Linked DNA regions of Homo sapiens: region 1 is linked to region 2. Evidence: chromatin loops called from intact Hi-C (ENCODE). Cell type or tissue: natural killer cell. All regions are shown on one strand.

Region 1 (8,000 bases), 96 kb after region 2:
ATAGCCAATTTTAATGGTATGATACATTCTCAGGGTGTGCCATCTTCCCCTTTATGATATAAACCATTTTTGGTCATGACGTGTTAGTTTTTAATGCTAATAGTGAACCTATTTGTTAAAGTTTGAGGTAAGATCTTTGCCTCTCTCATGTTGGAGACTAGTTTGTGCTTATCCTTTCATAAAATAAATTGCTTCAGCTTTCCATCTCTTTTTTGAGATGTGACATCATGGTAATCTATTCCTTGAAAATGTAATAAAACGTGTTTGTCAATTCATCTCGGTCTGGCCTTTATTAGGTTACCTTGTTATTTTAAAATATCTTCTATAGCTATTCAGTTTTTCTACTTATTGAGCCAATTGTGGTAATTTATATTTTCTTAGAAAATCTTACATTTCATTCAGTTAGATTTGCAAATTCATTGGCATAAAGTTCTGAAAAGTATTCTCATAATTTTATAAATTTTTCTGCATCTGTAATTATGGGCTTTTCAGTTCTAATGTTTGTGTTTTCTTTCTTTTTCTTGATTTGTCTTATGATATGTATTCTTTTTATACTGGGCCAACTTTCAATTAATTACTGTCTTAATTTTTTTTAGTCTTTTATCTTTTTTTTCTTTTTTTTTCTTTTTGAGGCAGTCTTGCTCTGTTGCCCAGGCTGGAGTGCAGTGGTGTGATCTCAGCTCACTGCAGCCTCCGCCTCCCGGGTTCCCGCATTCTCCTGCCTCAGCCCACCGAGTAGCTGGGACTACAGGCGCCTGCCACCACGCCTGGCTAATTTTTTGTATTTTTCGTAGAGATGGGGTTTCACCGTGTTAGCCAGGATGGTCTCGATCTCCTGACCTCATGATCCGCCCACCTTGAAGCCTCCCAAAGTGCTGGGATTACAGGCGTGAGCCACCGTGCCCGGCCTAGTCTTATATTTTTCTAATTCCTTCATTTTGATTTTCACTTTTATTTCTTAGACTTATTTTATACATTAACACTCTTTTCGTTTTTTTTTTTAATTTAATTTTTAAGTTTTGGGGTACATGTGCAGGATGTGCAGCAGGTTTGTTAGGCCGGTAAACGTGTGCCATGGTGGTTTGCTGCACCTATCAACCCATCACCGAGGTATTAAGCCCCACATGCATAAGCTGTTTTTCCTAATGTTCTCCCTCCCCCGATCCCACCCCTGACAGGCCCCAGTGTTTGTTGTTCCCCTCCCTGTGTCCATGTTTTCTCAGTGTTCAGCTCCCACTTATAAGTGAGAACATGTGATGTTTGGTTTTCTGTTCCTTTGTCAGTTTGCTGAGGATAATGGCTTCCAGTTCCATCCATGTTTCTGCAAAGGATATGATGTCATTCCTTTGTATGGCTGCATAGTATTCCATGGTATGTATATATGTACCACAGTTTCTTTATCCAGTCTTTCATTGATGGGCATTTGGGTTGATTCCATGTCTTTGCTATTGTGAATAGTGCTGCAGTGAACATAGGGGTGCATGTATCTTTGTAACAGAATGATTTATTTTCCTTTGAGCCTATAAACCAGTAATGGGATCACTGGGTCAAATGGTATTTCTGGTTATAGATCTTTGAGGAGTCACCACACTGTCTTCCACAGTGGTTGAACTAACTTGCATTCCCACCAACAGTATACAAGCATTCCTATTTCCCCGAAACCTCGCCAGCATTTGTTGTTTCTTGACTTTTTAATAATCACCATCCTGACTGGCATGAGGTGGTATCTCATTGTGGTTTTGATTTGCATTTCTCTAATGATCAGTGATGTTGAGCTTTTTTTCATATGTTTGATGGCCACATAAATCTCTTCTTTTGAGAAGTGTCTGTTCATGTTCTTTGCCTGCTTTTTAATGGGGTTGTTTGGGTTTTTTTTCTTGTAAATTTAAGTTCCTTGTAGATTCTTGATACTAGACCTTTGCCAGGTGGCTAGATTGCAAAAATTTTCTCCCACTCTGTGGGTTGCCTGTTTGCTGTGATGATAGTTTCTTTTGCTGTGCAGAAGCTCTTTAGTTTAATTAGTTCCCATTTGTCAATTTTTGCTTTTGATGCAGTTGCTTTTGGCGATTTCATAATGAAATCTTTGCTGGTGCCTATGTCCTGAATGGTATTGTCTAGATTTTCTTCTAGGGTTTTTATAGTTTTGGGTTTTACATTTAAGTCTTTAATCCATCTTGAGTTAATTTTTGTATGAGGTGTAAGGAAGGGGTCCAGTTTCAATTTTTTGCATATAGCTAGCCACTTCTTCCAGCACCACTTACAAACAGGGAATCCTTTCCCCATTGCTTGTTTTTGTCAGGTCTGTTGAAGATCAGATGACATTAACCCACTTTTCTACCAAAAAAAAAAAACCCCTCTGTAGTAAATGTGTATATTTCCTAATGAGTACTAATTTGGCCATATCCCCTAGTTGTGATATCTAATTTTTTGTTCATGTCTAAAAATACATCATTTACATTTTGAATGCTTTCTAAGCCTCAGTTATTTAATGTTTAAGAATTTCCCAGGCATGTCATATTTTGTTTTGTTTTTGTTCTTTAACTATCTTTGTAGCAGTCTGGGTCCACTCAGGAGATGGGAACCCCAGGGGGAGCATCATATTTAATAGAATTATTAGGTATGATGAGAGAGTAGCTGTTAAGAGGTGGAAGTTCTGTGTGGTATCGTGGGGGTGGAGGGAGGGGGACCTAAGCAGGGGCAGACCTGGGAAAGCCCCAGGGAAGGACCAGCTTGTTAGGGAAGGTGTGGTTCAGCAGTGGAGAGCAGGGACAGCCGCTGGTTCAGGCAGTCCAGCACTGGTCTAGAGATGCTGTTGGTCACAATAGGCCACCCTCTGGAGTACAGGCTGGGGAGCAGTGGCTTGAGGCTGGGCCTGCGGTGTGAGTTCGGGCACCAGCACGTCCAGAGGTGCCGGACATGCAGAAGGAACGATTGCTCAACGCAGGACTCTCCAGACCACGCGGGCTACATGGGGTTTGTCGAGGGAGTCCAGAGGTGGCTGGCCATGTGGAGCTCTGGGTTCGAGGCCCAACAGGTGTGGCCCCAACAAGGCTGCAGGGTTGCAGAAGAACTAGGTGCCTCTGTGGCCTGAGCCGGGAACTGCGGGAACCGTTTTCCTCCAGCAATGTTGCTCCATCACCCTCTGCCCAGAAAGCTTAATGTGCTCACTCTAAAGGAGAAACATGACCGGGCCCGGTGGCTCACGCCTGTAATCCCAGCACTTTGGAAGGCAGAGGCAGGCGGATCACGAAATCGGGGGATAGAGATCATCCTGGCTAACATGGTGAAACCCCGTCTCTACTAAAAATACTTAAAAAAATTAGCCGGGCGTGATGGCGGGTGCCTATAGTCCCAGCTACTCGGGAGGCTGAGGCAGGAGAATGGCGTGAACCCGGGAGGCGGAGCTTGCAGTGAGCCGAGATGGCCCCACTGCACTCTAGCCTGGGCCACAGAGCCAGACTCCGTCTCAAAAAAATAAAAATAAATAAATAATAATAATAATAATAAAATAAAGGAGAAACGCTTAAGGGAATTCTGTTTATTCAGAGAACATATTGAGGGGTACATTCAGAATTGGGAGGCAATGAATTGATAACTGACACAACCTTTTTGTCATTCCTTTCTAATTGTCCCATTGTAGTCAGTGGGTGTAGCCAGTACAGATTCTTTGTAGAATGTCACATTTCTTTTGTGGCCTAATGCTACATAGGCAGTTTTGGTTAAACCCATGTGAGTATGTGTGTGTGTGTGTGTGTGTGTGTGTGTGTGTGTAAAACCTCCGCCTTCTCTATTTGTTAGGTACGGGGTTCTAAATAAATCTTATTGTTATTTAAATTTTTATATCCCATCTCATTTTTGTCTGGTTAATTTGATTTTAATCTCTCAATATGAATGTGGCTATTAATTTCACCTTTTATCATTATTTGCTTGGTTTATATTTTGAAGCTATGTTGTGAAGTTTATAAAGGTACATGATGCTCTTGGTGGATTATTTTTGTTATTAATGGGAATTTTTCCTTTTATGCCTTTGCATACTTTGTTGTTTACATTCATTTTGTCTGATTAATATTGCCATATGAGCCTTCTTTTTATTAGCACTTGTCTGGTGTATCTTTTCCTATACTTTTATTTTTAGCAGTCTTCGTGCCATTTTTTTCAGGTGTCATCAGAAGAGACTAAGCAACTCATGGCTTAATTTTCTAAAATAATCTGAAAATCTATGTTTTTCAACAGATGGACTAAAAGAGAGTATAAAGAGCACTGCATTCATTTGCTCAGGCTGCGGTAACAAAACACAGACTTGGTGTCGGAATCCATAGAAATGTATTGCCTCACAGTTCTGGAGGCTGGGAGTCCAAGATCAAGGTGTCAGCAGGGCTGGCCTCCTCGGGCCGTCTCTCCTTGGCCTTGATGCCCCTGCATGTGTTCTTCCTTCTGTGCCTGTTGTGTGCCCCTGGGGTCTCTCTGTGTACCCCAATTTATCTTTTTTTTTTGAGATGGAGTTTTGCTCTTGTTGCCCAGGCTGGAGTGCAGTGGCGCAATCTTGGCCCACTGCAACCTCTGCCTCCCCGGTTCAAGTGATTCTCTGCCTTAGCCTCTGGCAAAATGCCCTTTTCAATCCTCCCTGCCATTGGCTACTTTTAGGATCCTGCTGATTGGTGCATGTTACAGATTGCTGATTGGTGTGTTTTACAGAGTGCTGATTGGTGCATTTTACAATCCTCTTGCTAGCTACAGAGTGCTGATTGGTGCTTTTTTACAGAGTGCTAATTGGTGCATTTTACAATCCACTTGCTAGCTACAGAGCGCTGATGCATTTTACAATCCTCTTGTAAGACAGAAAAGTTCTCCAAGTCCCCACTCAACCCAGGAAGTTCAGCTGGCTTCACCTCTCACAACCACCCCAAGAAAGTTGAGGGTGAAGTGCAGGCCATGCACAGGATGCTGTCTTGATACTGAGAAAAGGAAGGTGGTGTTAACCACAGAATTTCATGGCCAGGGGTGAGAGTTAATGTAGCAGAGGGGCTCTCCTTGGAAGGGCTGTCTAGAAGAAGAGTGTGTAACTCTGGGCAGGATAGGAAGAGGTGACACCTCCATGAGAAAAGGGACTTTGTCTTTTTTGCCCCTGTCTCCCCAGCCTGTGGCTGGTGTGTGTCAAAGAGGCAGAGTCATTCCTGTGTAGTCATGATGGTTAGTTTTGTGTGTTAACTTTGCCCAGCTCTGGTGCCCAGTTGATTTGCTCAAACACCAGTCTGGATGTTGCTGGGAAGGTAATTTTTGGGTAAGATGAACATAGTAGACCTTGAGTAAAGCAGACTGTCCTTCATATTTGGATGGGCCTAATTCGATCAGTTGAAGGCCTTAAGACCAAAGGCTGAGGTTCCCCGAAGGGGAAGGTCGGCCCCCAGACCCCCTTGTGACTCAAGACTGGAATGTCAACTCCTCCTGGAGTTCCCAGCCTGCCGGCCTGCCCTGCAGATTTCAGATTTGCCAGCCTCTGCAGTCATGTGAGCCAATTCCTTGAAATAAATCTCTTTTTATATATCCTGTTGGTTCTCTTTCTCTGAAAATTCCTAATACTGTAGTTTTTTCATCTGGTGATCTATTTGGCTATCTCACTAACTTCTGAGTTGGGACAGCCTCAGAGTCAGAAGTCATGTGTCTCCTGGACCCTCCATCCCCAAAGCACAGCCCCATGCCAAAATATGCCTTTATGTTAGTAGCACTGCCCAGCCCTGTTCAGTTTTCTGAGATCCAGTTCCTACAAGACTGTGGCACTCAGTACTTTTCATCTCATTGGGTTCTGTGCCTCTGGGGCTGTTGCCTCTGAGACCAGATCCCGGATCCTTTCTTTGTGGGCTGCTCCACCCCTGCTGTGGAAATCACACAGAAGGCGGACAGTACATGTGGACAGGTCAGACAGACACACTGATTGGCCAGCTGCAGCATGGGGAGCATGGACTCTGCCCACAGCTGTGGCGAGATGGCTCTGTGGTGAGATCTGGGCTTTCTTGTGTGCTGAGGAATGGGAGCGTTTGCCATCCTTATCCAAGCTGCATCACTCAGGGCTGGCCCCTCTGAGGTTGCACTGTGGGCCCCACCCCAGCCTCTGAACGAGAATTGGCATACCAGCCAGATGCCTAGGTGATCTGTGCATGTGCTGCAGGTGGAGAAGGTCTGCACTAGACATCTCCAGAAGGACGATCTGGGATCAGGGTTAGACAAGGCCCACGTCTGCTGCCCAGCCCTCTCCTCTTTGATGTCCTTTCTGCACCTGACACCTCTTCTTGACATTCCCTTTCCTTGGTTTATGTGGTAAGACCTCTCTGTCCACAACAGGAATGGTCTTACCCATCTTCTTCTCCTACCATGTATTAATAGTTCCCTGTGCCTTAAACCCCTGATTCAAAACCTGCTTCCTCAACTCTCCAAAGTCAGCCAAGCGAGAGGTTATGGGCACAGTCTTCCACAAGACTGCCCTCACTTCTGACACCAGCCCCAAATTCAGGGGTCCTCAGGCCCATCCTTACTTCTTACCAGCTGGTCAGGGGTTCCCATGACCAGTCTTAAATTAGATAATTTGCTAGAATGACTCACAGAACTCAGAACACCATTATACTTAACAATGACAGTTTCATTATAGCAAAAATTTACAACCCAGAACCAGACAAAAGAAGGAACACCTGGCTGGGCGCGGTGGCTCACGCCTGTAATTCCAGCACTTTGGAAGGCCGAGGCAGCTGGATCACGAGGTCAGGAGATCGAGACCATCCTGGCTAATAACGGTGAAACCCCGTCTCTACTAAAAATATTTTTAAAAAATTAGCCGAGCGTGGTGGCGGGCGCCTGTAGTCCCAGCTACTCGGGAAGCTGAGGCAGGAGAATGGCGTTAACCCAGGAGGTGGAGCTTGCAGTGAGCTGAGATGGCACCACTGCACTCCAGCCTGGGCGACAGAGTGAGACTCCATCTCAAAAAAAAAAAAAAAAAAAAAAAAAGAAGAAGGGACACCTAGGGTGAAGTCTGGGAGGCTTCCAGATGCAAAGCTTTGGCGTCCTCAGAGATGCATTATCCTCCCAGCATCCAAGTGTGACAGTAATCAAAGAGTATTGCCAAAAAAGGAACCTCACCTGAGCTTCAATGTCTAGAGTTTTTATTTGGGATTCTTTATGTAGGTATGATGCATGATGAATTGAATCAGTGAATTGATTAAATTGTTGGCCATGTGGTTGAGCTCAATATCTAGCCTTCCCAGAAGTCAGGCTGGTAGCCCGTGTCTCCTGTCTCAAAGCCCCAACCCTCTAGTAGCTAGTTGGCCTCTCTGGCATCACCAACCTCCATCCTGAGTCATCTCTTTTGCATAAACTTTGGAACGCACCACGAATAACAAGGACACTCCTATCACTTGGAGATTCCAAGGATGTAGAGGCTCCCTCCAAGGTACCAGAAGGCCAGCCAAGTTCTTTATTACACACCAACTGATTGCCATGACTTAGTGGTTAATAAAGAGTGGGGCTTGGGGTTCCTTTAGATTTCAGGCCTGACACAACCCCTTGGATATAGACTACATGAAATGAAAGTGTTAGGAAGGGTGTATGCATGCTATTTGTTTACTTTGAAGAGTGACACTTGGAACCAATGTCAGTTTTACAGGCTGCCCTGACTTGCTGGGGCACAGACTGTGAAGTGCATATTCAGAATGAATGAAGTGTTACCCTACAGCAGTGGCTCTCAGACTTGCAGGCATCAGAATCCCCTGGAGATCTTTTAACATGCAGACTTCAGGGTCCTGCCCCTGAGTTTTCATTGGTCTGGGGGAGGGCCCAAGAGTTTCTGTGTTTGTGGAGTTCCCAGGTGACACTGATGCTGCTGGCCCAGGGACCACACTTCAAGAAGCCCTGGAATAGACTCTGTGGTGGGTGTTTGAACTTTGGATTCTTGGCCATAGGTTTTTACATTACAATGACAGAATGGGAAGTTTGGCAGGAATAAAGATGACTTC
Region 2 (8,000 bases):
CCCAGCCCCCTCCATGAGGCACAGCCCTTCACGGAAAGTCCCTGCTCCTCTTCTGGTACCCCGTAGGCCAGAAACCATGCTGGGGTGGGGAGCTGGGAGCATCTGTTGATGTGGGATGCAGGCGTGCTTGTCACCTCTCCTGGCCCTCAGGGCAGCAGGACAGCTTACATGAACATCTCATCCCGCTGCTGGTGGCCTCTGGTGAGAGACTACTCCAGTCGGTCCCCCTGTAGCTCCTGGATCTTAGCGGGGGCCTGGGAATGGGAGGCCACAAGGAGGTTCCAGAGCTAACTAAAGCCGCTGAGACTCAGAGGGAGTCTCACGCCACTGCCTCCTGTGCCCCCATCCCCTAGCAAAGTGGGACTGATGAGGGATGACCTTGCGTCCTTCTCCCCTGTTCACTGGGACCTGGTGCTGTTGCCACCGTGGGCCCAAACATCCACTGCCCTTTTAGCAAGGCAGCGCTGCTCCATAGGGTCCAGCCGGGGAAGCATCTGGCTTTGCACAGGTGGAAGATCATGACTATTTCCAGAGTCTGTTGCCAGGCTCCATGTAGTTCAGGAGTTGTTTCTCCCTCTGAGAGTCCAAAGTGGTTGTTTTCCGGAGTTTGGCAGTACCTAAGGGTTAATTGGGATGTTATTGTCTGCATTTGGCTTAGAGATAGGAAAGTTTTATGTTTATTCAAATTATCAGTAATTTAAAATTACAATTTTAGTCTTAATTGTACGTATTTGGAGATCCCATTTAAGTCTTTGGAAATAATTGCAGAGTAATATTTTGGGAAGTTATATTACAATGCACAGACGTTCAAGTGGAGAAAGGTCCCTGCGTGTGAGCCTTGGCCTGGCAGAGGGGCATCCAGGACAGGATCTACAGCACACAGCCCTCCCAACTGGGTCTGGGCATGGCTGCAGCTGAGTCTAGCCCTCCTTTCTGTGCTGCTGCATCCCAGGGGATACGGCCACACAGGCCACAGTTGCCTAGACCGACCTGGTGTCAGGATCACTGTCTCTGCTTTGGTAAGATGTCCTTGGGAGGGGAAGGGAGCCAGCCAATGAGATGAGGGGTAGGAGGGTGACAGGGTGGAGCAGACCCTCATGCTGGCAGAAGAGAGGTTCACATTCACCAGGGAGCAGGTTTTTCTGAACCCTGGAGAGCTGAGGGGGGCACCTGGAGCACCCCTGCAGTCCACAGCATGGGGTGCTGGCTTCTGTACTGTAGTGCAGTGCCATGAGGTACCCATCCCTTGCAGTGGGGTAGGGTTTAAAACCCAGAAGGCAGCCCTCCCTGGAGCACAGCCCCATGGTGTTTAGAGACCCTCTCCTCTGAGCACATGCAGGATGTGACAATGCAGGTGGGCCTAGTGCTGCAGTCTCAGAGACACCCATGGGCTTCTGCCATGCTTTTTATCCACCAGGGCAGTAAAAGCAACGTCCACAGTGGCTTAGCCTCCTGCAAAGCCTGTGGCAGGACAGCCAGGGTTCCCTGACAGTGGAGATGGTGGACGGCCCCATAGGGGGTTGGTCCCATCTCGCCAGCAGAAGTGACCTGTGTGGCCTTAGTGGTCAGTGCTGCCTATTGTGATAGTGGATTGTTTAAAGCCAGGTCCCATCGTGGCTCCTGAGGGAATGAAAATGAGGGGTTCTTTGCTGTGATCTGATGCTTGTGTTCCACCAAATCCATATTTTGGAATTCTTATCCCCAAAGTGATGGGACCTTTGGGAGGGAGACATTGGAATTCACATTCCCAAGGAGATGGGGCCTTATGGAGGTGTCTTAATCTGTATTCTGCTGCTGAAACAGAATACCACAGATTGGGTAATTTATAATGAACAGAACATTATTTGGCTCAGAGTTCTAGGGGCTGGGAAGTCCAAGGTTGAGGGTTGCATCTGCTGAGGGCCTTCTTGCTGCGTCCTAACATGGTGGAAGGCATCATATAGTGAGCGAGAGAGGGAAGGGGGCCAAACTCATTGTTTTATTAGGAACCTGCTCCTCAGTCACTAACCCACTCTCGCGATAATGGCATTAATACATTCATGAGGGTAGAGCTTTCAGGACCTAATCACCTCTTAAAGGTCTCACTTCTCAACATTGTTGCATCGGGGATTAGGTTTCCAACACATGAACTTTGGGGGGGCACATTCCAACTATAGCAGTGGGTGATCAGGTCCTGATGGTGAAGCCCTCATAATGGGATCAATGCCGTTTTAAAAGAGGCTGCAGAGAGAGCCTCCCGCCCTCCACCATGTGAGGACAGAGTGAGAAGCTGCCGTCTCTGAGCCATCACGCAGGTACTCACCAGGCACGGAATCTGCTGGCTCTCTGGTCTTGGACTTCCCAGCCTCCTGAACTGAGACAAGCCACTTTCTGTCATGTATAATCTACCCAGTTTATGGTATTTTGTGAGAGTACCCTGAATGGAATAAGACTCCCTTCAAACAAATGTCCTGCTCTTTGAAAGAGAGTGTGGGGCTCACAGTCTGCTAGTAAAGACAGTTGTAGGAGCAATGGCAAGCCCACACTGGCTCGGATTTTCAGACCTTATCATTGAGTTAGGAGCGAAGTCCTCGACCTGAGGTTTTATTGGTCCAAAGTCAGGGCCTGCTGGAGCCCGACAGGTTGCGTGCTTGGCCTGTGGAGCAGTTTTCTCCAGAGCACCTCTATCCCCTCTGCCTTGTGCCAGGCCCAGCAGGGACTGAGGGTAGAATAATGACAGGCACAGCTCCTCCCCTCAAAGAGTCCACTATCTGGGGTTTGATGCTGGAGCGCAAGGAGGGGCTGCCCACATGGGCGGAGCAGAGGGCCTGGGGAAGTTCCAGGAAGAAGTGACTGTGTGCCGAGGCTGCAGGAGTAGAGGCAGCCCAGGAGAAAGGGGGGCATGGGCTGGAGGTGGGGGTGGTTCCAGGCAGAGAGAGCAGCTTGCACACGGGAAAACAAGGCATGGAGTGGGCAGCTCCTTCCGCCTGGTCTCTAAACCTGTGAAGAGGGGGCTGGGGAGAAGAGACGGGGGTGGAGGAGAGCAGGACTCACAGGCCAGCCAGCCCTCCACAGCCTTGGGAACAGAGTGAAGAGCTTGGACTGTGTCCTATGTCCTGGGGCCGGTGCCACTGCAGGCTTTGGAGCCAGGAGGGACTCAGTGGAGCTTGCTGTGTATGATTGTGAGTGTGGGGAATGGTTTGGGGTGGGAGGCAGGACAAGCAGCTGTGGACTCCTGTCTGCAGGTGAGTGCCAGGGCTCAGTGTGGGTTCTGATTGGGCTAAGTAGGTGCCCATCTGCCTGGAGTCCAGCTGTCCTTGTGTGGTCTGTAGACCTTGTTGTCAAGGTCTGGCAGCTCAACGCTGGTCTTTCTGAGATAATGAAAAGGGAAAACTTTAGAGGCAGGACGAAGACCTTGTAGTGACCAGTGACATCCCCACAGGGTCTAGGTGTGCGAGGTCTATTGGCGCCTGTGTGGGAAGGCGGGAAACCAGGGGCTTGGGGCCAGCTACAAATGCCACACTGGGCTCTGCCTTGGCTCTAGGTGCTTTGGTTGCTGGATTTGGTGGTGGCTCAGGGCAGTCACTTGTCATTCTCAGTATTTTATCCCCTGGGGCCTCCTCAGAGCCATAGGAGATGGTTCACCTCTGAAGGACTGCCCCATGCTGTGCTTGGTAAGCTCGGTCACCCAGGGCTGTCACAGAGATGGGCTATGGCCCACATGGGCTGAGCGGATTTCTGCCCTGCCACCTACACCTTGCTGTGATTACTTTGGCAGTGTTTCCCCGTCAGGAGAGCAGGTGGGAAGGGAGGCAGGTCCCTGAACTGGGATAGAGCCCGGAGACCTGGGTGTCCTCTGCTCTGTTGTACTGACACGCTGCGTGCTTATGAAATGAGGGCAGGGGTTCTCAGTGCTCCCATGGCATGGTGACTATAATCCATGAATGATGCCCACACAGTTCCTGGCATGCTCAGTGTAGCCTTGTTGTTGTAAGAGAAAAAAGCAGGGATTCTCCACTTCCCCACAGAGTGAACTGGAACGAGGAGAGACTGGTATTTCTCCAACACTAGGTTTCTTTGGATTTTTATGCTGGTTGATACTCCCTAAATCACAGGTCGCCTTAAAGAGAGCAAGAGCCCTGCACGGTGGCCCGGACCCTTGGGGCCCCTTCCATCCGATGCACCTCGTGGCCCAGTCTTTACCTGCTCACCATGCACAGCACTTCGCATGGGTTTGGAAACGTGTCATCTGCATGGCAAGGATGGGAATGGGGAGTGGGAACCTGCAGTTTAGGGTCCAGGCGGGTGGATTTTAATTTGCCCCTGGGGGATTCTAGGGCCAGCAGAGCTCACTGCCGCTGCTGTCTGGGCCTCCAGGCAGTGAGCTGCTGGGGGAGCCCCTCTGGAAATGGACAGTGGCTGTCAGGGCGTAGGACGCTAGGGGGCGAACAGAGGAAGTAGAGGTATCTGGGGCTGAAGTTCAAGGTTGCAGCATGAAGTTCAGGGTTGCAGCGCCCAGCCTAGCAGGGCAGGGTTCAATCTGCAGGACTGGCATGAGGAGGCAGAGGAGTCAGCCAAGCCCTCCCCTCAGCCTCTCTCCAGACACTACAGATCCAAGGCCAGGTCTGCATGAGGACAGCCACCTGGTCTCGGCTGAGGTTACAGGAAGGGAGTCGGGGCAAGGGCCAGTGAGTTTGTTCCTAATTTGGGTCCCCTAATTGTCCAAGAGAAGAAGAAAAGGCCTAATTTCTGTTTCGCTAAGTTTTAGACTACTTTAGTTCATGTTCTTTAACAATAGGTTATTCATGCAGAGCTCATCTCTATTAATCAAAATGTATGATTAGGCAGAAAGCCCTATTCCCACACCAGAGTGGTGAAATGCAGTGCATGTGTGTTCAGATCAATTTTTGAAGTCTTGATTTTGTTTTGTTACATGTTTATTTGATTGCTTGCAGAAGAATGAAGTTTTTTGGCCCTCTGGAAAATTTTTCTTTCTCCTGAGAGGTTTTCCAATCTAGTAGAAAATAGACGCAGAGTTTGGCTTGCACTGATTGCGGCATTAGAAGCGGCCCTGTACATTTTAATGTGGAAGACGTGATGGTTTTGCGTTTGCTCCTCCAGTTGTGCCCCATAGCTGTCTTTCTGCCAGCTCTCTTGCACATTTAGTTCTTGAGTGAGATGTTCTAAATAGAAGCCATGGTCCATTCAGTCCCCAGCCTGCTGTCCTTCTGTGACCCGCCAGCCAGCTTTGCTTAGGGAGCTATGAGCCCCTCCTACTAGGCTACAAAGTCATGGGCAGGAAAAGCATTTGTGCACAGCCAGGAGCAGAGCACCCAGGCCCAGGTCTGTCCCGGAGCCATGTGGACCTGGCGAATGGCTGTTCAGGTCAGAAGGGGGTTTGGATACACCGGTTCTGTGTTTCGGAGGCCAGCGTAGTCCCCAGTGTATTTCGCAGAAGTGATAGCAGCTTTATTCCCAAGGCACTAGTGCCTGCGCGTTAGGCACGTGCTGGGTGCCTGCTTGAGTGTCTCCTTTGTTCCTCTCTATCACTGGCTGTCCCCTGCAGAGGCAAGCGAGGCAGAGAGTTGGCTGGTAACAGCCAGTGTCCGCAGAGCCCCAGGGCTCCCTGACTGGGCTGTGCCACCTGGGGACAGGCAGATAGACCCCAAGTAAAGTTAAAGGGAAGCACAGTGGGGCCTGCACAGGATGTGAGTTGGAGGCTCTGGTGAAACTGAGACTTGGTGGGGGATGGGAGGCAGGGGCCCTGCTGGGACAGACAGGAGACCAGGGGCCAGTGGCAGAAATGGTCCTCGATCTACCCTCATGCAGATGGTGGCCTCTACCGGGAGCCCTGTGTGTCTCTGAGCCTTAGTCTCCCTCCCTCCAGTCTGCGAAATGGGCATAATAGAAATGATGCCTCTCACTAATAAATCTGTGCAGAAAGAGAAAGCAGTTTGCAACTGCAAAGCATTATTCAGGTCTTCCTGGCTCTACCTCCAGGATCGTATGCCTCCGCTCTCTCACGAGACACAGGCCTCCCATGTGCCCGGTGGTGGTCTCGAGGTCATCTGAGCCATCATCCACCCCTCTATACCGGGGACAGTGTGCTGCCAGGAGGGGCACCAGAAGAGGTGTCATACAGTGGCATGCTGAGCTAGGATTTGAGGCACTTCCTGCCTCTTCTAGTTCCTTGTGGGCCGGGGGTGCTTTGCTCAGATGGTGCTGGGGAGGAAGGGCAATATCTAAGGATGTATTGAGAGGGTCACATTCAGGTGTGCCATCTTCTGAGGGACAGAACCCTGTCACGACAGTTTTGCCGTGACTGAATTCCCACATTGCAGAGTGCGCTTGGGGTGTGGCTCTGAACATCGCTGGCAGGTCAGGTGGAGCCTCGCTGCTCTGGGGAGCTGTGCCCAGGTTCCCTCGGTTCCTGAAGCTCAGAGGTTGCAGGAGAAAGGGCCTCCTGGTGGCTGCTTACTCTGCCCCACTGTGAAGTGCCTGGTCACTAGAGTTAGGCCTCTCTCCCACTCCGGGCTTCAGGGATTCCACTGAGGATGGAGGGTGTTGGATTTAGTTTCTTTTTTTTTTCTTTTTTTTCTTTTGAGATGGAGTCTCACTCTGTCGCCCAGGCTGGAGTGCAGTGGCACCATCTCTGCTTACTGCAAGCTCCGCCTCCTGGGTTCACGCCATTCTCCTGCCTCAGCCTCCCGAGTAGCTGGGACTACAGGCGCCCGCCACCACGCCCGGCTAATTGTTTTGTATTTTTGGTAGAGACGGGGTTTGACCGTGTTAGCCAGGATGGTCTCGATCTCCTGACCTCGTGATCCGCCCACCTCGGCCTCCCAAAGTGCTGGGATTACAGGCATGAGCCACCGCGCCTGGCCCCCTTCTGGAGTATTTCGTTCATTAGAAGTAAGTCAGGGACTTAGTGTCTTTAGCTCCAGCCAGTCCTGTGGCCTCTCTGCCACTGTGTGAATGTCCCCAACCCCCCACCTGATAAGCAGGTGTCCTGAGGTCATCAGGGATTTGGACTTAGTTATTAAAAAGCAACCAGCACCCTTAGGAGCCTCCAGAGCAGAGATTGCCAAACTTTCTCAGACCACGGTGCCCTGGATCTCAGCAATTTCATGGTGTTTCTAGACCAAAACACATAGCTAACAACTCTACTCTTTAAGTAGCTAGGTCCAAACCACATGGTATTTATGTCCCAACAACTTGGAAGCCACATGAGAAATAATACTCATAAATTGAAACAAATGTATTTCATCCTAAACCACAATTACAAACGGAAGTGTGTCTGCTGAATGAGATTGGCACCATTCTCATTTCCTGTTTGATGCTGACTTTTGTGTGGGACTTGCTGTTTAAAAGTTTATTTTTATTTTTAATTTTTATACACATATCATAGTTATACATATTATGGGGGTACGTGTGATATTTTTTCTTGAGACAGCGTGACAGAGTTTTGCTCTGTAGCCCAGGCTGGAGTGCAGGGGTGCAATCTTGGCTCACTGCACCCTCCACCTCCCTGTTCAAGCGATTTTCATGTCTCTGCCTCTTAAGTAGCTGGGACTACAAGAGGTACGCCACCTCGCCTGGCTAATTTTTGTATTTTTAGTAGAGATGGGGTTTCACCACATTGTCCAGGCTGGTCTCAAACTCCTGGCCTCAAGTGATCTGCCTGCCTAGGCCTCCCAAAGTGCTGGAATCACAGGCATGAGCCACCGCACCTGGCCTACATGTGGTATTTTAATATAAGCATATACATTATTAATTGTGGCAAAGTACACATAACATAAAATACCATCTTAATCATTTTAAGTGTATAGTTCGGTGGAATTAAGTACATCAACATTGTTTTGCAGTCATCACCATCAGCTATCTCCAAAACGTTTTCATCTTCCCAAAACTTAAATTGTGCGCATGAAACAGTACCTCTCCTTTCCCCCTTCCTCCAGCCCCTCCCAGCCACCACTCTACTTTCCCTCTGTCTGAATTCACCTCTCTAGGTACCTCATGTA

The links. A loop is a pair of places that touch in the nucleus more often than their neighbours do. Peaks named below come from ENCODE experiments on the same cell type or tissue, not always from the same donor. Only the 100,000 strongest peaks of a DNase experiment are listed, where the experiment ranks them.
Region 1: it touches region 2 in a loop (2.4-fold over the local background); 2 of 110 quality-filtered maps call a loop at or near these places.

Annotation. Positions count from the first base shown.
Region 1 is chr15:29,026,994-29,034,993 of GRCh38, forward strand. All of the region lies in intron 3 of APBA2 (amyloid beta precursor protein binding family A member 2), which reads left to right. Among named protein-coding and RNA genes, the nearest start is that of APBA2, 150 kb to the left of the region's middle. In natural killer cell, no CTCF peak of the experiment used is centred here; a DNase peak (open chromatin) is centred at 4,948; H3K27ac peaks cover 1,646 bases.
Region 2 is chr15:28,931,094-28,939,093 of GRCh38, forward strand. All of the region lies in intron 2 of APBA2 (amyloid beta precursor protein binding family A member 2), which reads left to right. Among named protein-coding and RNA genes, the nearest start is that of APBA2, 49 kb to the left of the region's middle. RefSeq lists an enhancer at 4,307-4,806. In natural killer cell, CTCF peaks have their summits at 4,411 (motif pointing right) and 4,613; DNase peaks (open chromatin) are centred at 2,798, 4,418, 6,218 and 7,248; H3K27ac peaks cover 2,471 bases.